Linked DNA regions of Homo sapiens: region 1 is linked to region 2. The links are chromatin contacts, found by Hi-C in ENCODE. All regions are on one chromosome and are shown on one strand. The core of a region is the stretch at or near the end of the contact, and the rest is flanking DNA. Distances in the headings are between cores, read along the strand shown. Region 1 has its middle 250 kb from the start of SORCS1. Region 2 overlaps SORCS1 (sortilin related VPS10 domain containing receptor 1).

Region 1 (2,811 bases), core at 154-2,653, 490 kb before region 2:
CTGAGGTAAAGGGCAGTGAACAAGGGAGGAAATTCAGGGTGTGTCTTTGGATGAGTGTTGTTCCAGATCCATTTCACAGTATATTTTCCCTGTAGTTGGTCCCTGAAGAAAATGTTTTATTTATTTTTCCCCTTGGGCAAAGAAAACTGAGGAATGTAATTATGCTCCTGTCTGGACATCCATAAAACCCATCAAAGGATATGACACGTACAATAATGGAAACAAAGCAAATACAAATTAAGCATAACTATCTATAATCCACTGCCTTATATAAAACTTTTTAATAGTCTGTGGAACTAGTAACTGAGAAAACACAGGCCACCACTTACAGCTGTTCAAGATGTACACTGCACCAGTCCAGAAGGTAACTTTCATCTTGTTTTCATTGACAGATTTGTGTACCTATTTTTCCAATTTCCTGGCAGGTGGCAATACTGTTTTTTAAGGAAGGGAAGCCTTTTTGTTGTTTTGTTTTCCCCCTAATTCACCCAGATTTTCCCATGATGATAGGAAAATATCACTGTGCATCTCAGAAGCTATGCTCCTTACTGGCACTGGAAGATAGCCTGCAAACCAAGACATGGTTCTTTTAGGGTAATAAGCTGAGTTGCATTCCTTCAGGGTTTTTACAAGACATAAAATTGGTGTTCCAGGAAACATTAAATTCAATTGCCCTCAGATAGCCCAATACCTTCCACTGGAGACAGGTATATTTTTTTCTTCAGAACTTAATAAAACCAGTCAGCAAACAAATGGGTTTCATCTCTGACCTGGGACAATGAGCCATGCCAAACACCAGTGTTCTCCTCCCTAAGGCAGTGGGATTTGTGAACTTCATTAGTTTTAGGAGTCCAGTTACCTGTGGATTTATAGAAGTAGTGTGCTGCAGTGATTAGACAATGGGCTGGTAGACAGAGTATCTTGGTTGCAATTCTGACTTTTGCATTCATGTGACTGGCATATCAATGGCCTTCTATCTACCTCCTTCTCCTCATATGGAAAACTGAGGTGACCATATCTGCCATTCCTGCCTTTCATAATTGTGGAGCTTAAATGCATGAAGTTGACACAAATCAATGTGTAAAAGGACATTATAGATCATAATGTATTATACAAATATAGGGGCCTGTTAAATATTTTAATTTTATCTTTAAGGCCGAGATTACAAACTCTAGCAGATAAAGGACCAGTTAGATAGCTGTAGCAGCCATTAGGCTATTGACTTTCATTTTCAAAACCTCTTTCTTTATACTATTTTGTGATGCTAGGGCCTGATCTCTGAAAACCACATTTTGACTTAGCCAATTACTAGAGGCTCAGCTCACGGAGGCACTAGAAGGCGGCTGGAAGGCTTGAAGAGGATGAAAGAACTTAAGTCTTTTCGGTTTTCTTCCTGTTTCTGTTTTGTTTCAGTTTTAGTTTTCCTTCTGTTCCCATTAGTGTCCACTTAGCAACATTTCTCCATCCTAGTGACAGCAGTGCATTCCAGGACTAGCAGTGCTGGGATTATAATTTTCAGTTTGTCCAACTTTGGCAGAATAAGTCTCATCATTTCTCCTCAAAGACACCCATACCAGCTGGCACTACTTTCTGCAAAAGTCTGGGTTGCAGTCTCACCAGGCCCCTTCTCAGAGGTTGATTTGAACTTTACAGAGGCCCTTTCACATACCTTCAAGGTTGAACAAGTACAACGTTTTCCTTGATTTTCTTCCAGCCCCGGGGGGTCACAGCTGCTTCCTACATTTGCTGTCCGTGATTCTTCAATATGCAGTTTTTATTTTTCATATTAAATCCTCTCTGTTAAACTAATTGACATAAGTTACATCTCCTCACTGGCTCCTGACTAATACAGAGATAAAAATTTGTTAAGCAGGTTTGATATTTCTTGCACATCTACACATGATTTCTGTTTGCTTTACATTGCTTGTTTTTTCTCATATAGCGTGTTTTTTCATGCATACCTGCACTTGGTTTGCATAGTAAACAAGAAATCCATTTCCACAGACTTATGTGCTGTTTTTCTTTCTCTTTCTCGCTTTCTTTCTTTTCTTGTTGAAGCATAACTCTATCTTGCACTACCTTAATTTACCTACTTCTGCTAAGTATGTGTATCCAAATAATATTTGACTTTTCTCTAAACATTAGGGGAAAATTTAAGCATAATTGCCACAACAGCAACAAAAGACAACTTTCACCGGAACTTAGGACCAAGGGGAAATAGGGAGAAGTGGAGAAAGTGACAAACTAGAGAGTACATGCTAAAGGCCAAGCTTGACTCAGTTCCTGCTGATGGTGATGACGAAGGCAATGTGAGATCACTGGGGCCAGGTTCCCAGATTTTTCACAAGAAAACAAAAATCCATGTTTGTGCTTTGAATTGAAATGCTCATGACTATTTTTAAAAGAATATTGAATATTGTGCTGGATGACATTGTGCAGACTAAACAATAGCCATCAGTGCTAAGCAGTTGCCAGAGTTGCTTTACAACTTCCAAATCTTGTTTCTACCAGCCAACTTTTCATGCATCCTCTTGTACTCTCAGATAATCACATTACCGCAGAAGGTGCACAAATGCCCTGACACCAAAAAGAAAAACCCAGTTATTAACAGAAGTCATTGATCAGATCATCATGATTTGAGAAAGCTCTGTATGTATTCTCTATTCCTGAAACAATTTAGGAAAAAGTTGCTGTTGAAAGGTTTTGAGGAATAGAGGCTGGATTGGAAACATAACTCTAAATTACTGTTTTTAAATCACTTGAACATAATTGGCATTTCCTTCCAAATATGAACCTCAGAATAATAACAGT
Region 2 (2,700 bases), core at 151-2,650:
GGTCTCAGATTGGTTTCAGAATCACAGCTATTGATAATCATTCTATAACATTATAAAGTGAGGAGGCAGTGCCTGGAAAGTGGTTTGAATTGGAGTCTAATCCCCAGTTAAGCATTTAGCTTGCAACTGTGTTGGCACAAACCAGCTAAAATTTACCATTGCTGCGAGGGGAGTGCTCACCTTGAAGGTGCTTCTGATTCTACAGAAGGCAGAGCAGACAAGCTCATTTTGCATGTTTGTCAAGGGTGTCCTTAGAGCAAAACTTGGTCTGGATTTCTTGGAATTATGGTGCTTTGTTTCTCTTGGATAGTTAACATTTTCATTTTCCTGAGTCTTGCTAAGGTGTCATTTTGTCCAAGAAGCAAGCATAAGTTGAGCTGGAGACAGGCATACACACATGTGGTGGGAACTGGGGAGAAAGATCACTATCACTCTAAGGCAGCAAGGTATACCTTTTCTTTGTCACCAGTGACAAAGTTAAATAACAACTTAAGATTCCAGTAATAACACAGGTGACAGTAGTGCTGTGAGTTGCTTCAGGAAAGGGGGATTTGATGCCAAATGCATGGTATCAGGGGAGCAATCAGCAGCCAAATGTGAAGTTATTTTTACTCAAGACAATGCTTTCTACTTTGTTTTTTTAAAAATTTCAGGATATACTCAAATATATCAAAAAAATCATGTAATTCTCAAAAATAATAATATATTTGTAGACTATATTAATACTATAGTATGCTTCTACCAGTGTGTATGGAAGGGGATAAAAATTCACATAACATCAGTGCTTTGTAAATGGGGGATCAAATTGACTAATGATCTGCTTGACACCTTTCCCCATGAGAACATCCCCAGGGTATAACTGTCAACGTCCCCAAACCCTGTGCTTTCCTAAGCTTCCTGGAAGCATTCAAGTCTGTGAATATTACTGCTGTTATGGAAAAATTGGCTTTTGTTTTTCCCCATGAGATATTTTTCCTGTCTTACTAGCATGTATGACCAGCATTTGCAGTGCATTTATCTCCTATTACCCTTTTGTTTTTCTTTTTGCTCTTACCTTTGATTCCAGAAATGTTTTTAAAATAATGGATGATAGTTAATACACAGCATGGCAGGCAGGAAAAATGAACAGCAGTGAGTTCATTTTGATAGACTATGCTGTCTGCAGATAATTTACCAGGGCAGAGTGCTGACATACACAACCCTAAAAAAAGGACTTATCCCTGTTCTTAAACCAAAATCATTCTTGAAAGTTTCCATTATTCATAAGGCAACATCTCTGAAAACTGCAGGGGGCTTTCCCACGATGATGCCTCTGAGCTAGTGGCTCTCTGGTTCAGGAGTTACAAACGAGCAAACATCTGTATTTGTGCACTTGGGGAGATTGCCAGCTTTCAGAGGACTTTACACTGAAGGCCAGCATGGTGAAACAGTTTCCTGTCCTTATTACCAAGTATTTTCCCCACCCGCTTCCATGCTCTTCTCAGTGAGTTCTGACTTCTGAGATTCTGCTCTTGCAGTTGTTTTTGTAGCTCCATTGTGTTGACTTTATTTCATCACTTTTCTGTCCTACTGCTACTGTAAACCCCTTGATGGTAGGACCACGTTTCTTTGTATGTACTGGTTTACTGGAGTGTACATTAAGTAGGCTTATCAACATTGAATTAGTTAATTAACAGCCAAAAAAGTATTTCTGGAGCTCGCTACATAGGATTTAAGTACAAATGCCTCTCAAGTATTTTTGGTCCCTGAGAGTCTTCTAGGAGAAGAAGGGTAGGGCAAGGATTTTTATGAGTCTTCTTAAAATTAGGAAGGAAATTAGACAACCAGTGTATATTTTTCCAGGATTCAACTCCACAGCATGTGGTTTTTCCAGAATCACACGGCTATAATTTGTGGTAATTGGTGGGGATTATAAAACCACAGTTATCAGCATTAATACATTTCATAGCCAGTTCCACCACAGTTGTATCTTAGGAAATTCTGATTGCAAAACTCCCCTGAGATCTGCTGAAATTACCTTTTCTTTGAAGGGCAGATTCCCCATGTCTTGATTGAGAAGGCTTTGAGCAGATGTGGTTTCAGAAGGAGTTAGTGGGGAAGCATTAGAACACTAGGTTCCCTGGACTTTTGAAGAAGTTTCACCTAGAAGCCTTATCTGACTAACCATATTATTAAAAAAAGAAAAAGTTCTGACTCCTAAGAACCATCATATCTTTCCAAATTCTGAAGAAAAAAACCAAAACAAAGCAAGATGAAACAGAATGCACCTGATTCAAGCATGCGATGTTATAAAGCCCTCCTGTGTTGGTGTTGTGCCTGTGAGCTGGCTATTTTCTTGAATGTGAAGATAATAATTTATAATGAGATGCTCAGATACATAAATACACACATGAACATACAATGCCAGCTTCCGTGTATCCCAGTAGCAAAATGAAGCAAGGAGAGCTGAGGGTTCTGCAAATAATTTGTATTCAATATACAGCAGCCCTGCCACTTATTTTGCAGGGTAGCTGATGACTGTTTACCCTAAGCATAAGCATAATGAGTCTGTTAGGAGTGACCTTTCCTGGTGATTTTGTAACCAATCTGTCTTAACCTTTTAATTCATTTTTGTTTTTTTGTTTTTTTTTTTTAGAGACAGAGTCTCGCTCTGTCGCCCAGGCTGGGGTGCAGTGGCACGATCTCGGCTCACTGCAAGCT

What was found. A loop is a pair of places that touch in the nucleus more often than their neighbours do. Pooled maps may share reads with other maps.
Region 1: a map with no recorded cell type shows a loop between it and region 2 (2.9-fold over the local background). The contact joins two enhancer-like sites. A Hi-C loop is called at or near these places in 4 of 37 single-sample maps with no recorded cell type and 2 of 50 pooled maps.

What each region holds. Positions count from the first base shown.
Region 1 is chr10:107,417,108-107,419,918 of GRCh38, reverse strand. No RefSeq gene overlaps it. Among named protein-coding and RNA genes, the nearest start is that of SORCS1, 250 kb to the right of the region's middle. RefSeq lists an enhancer at 1,324-1,483. Within about 2 kb of position 1,403, at least 2 of the 41 ENCODE cell types and tissues checked have a DNase peak (open chromatin) inside an H3K27ac peak, as active enhancers do.
Region 2 is chr10:106,930,216-106,932,915 of GRCh38, reverse strand. The region is part of intron 2 of SORCS1 (sortilin related VPS10 domain containing receptor 1); the gene reads left to right. Among named protein-coding and RNA genes, the nearest start is that of SORCS1, 230 kb to the left of the region's middle. Within about 2 kb of position 1,400, at least 3 of the 41 ENCODE cell types and tissues checked have a DNase peak (open chromatin) inside an H3K27ac peak, as active enhancers do.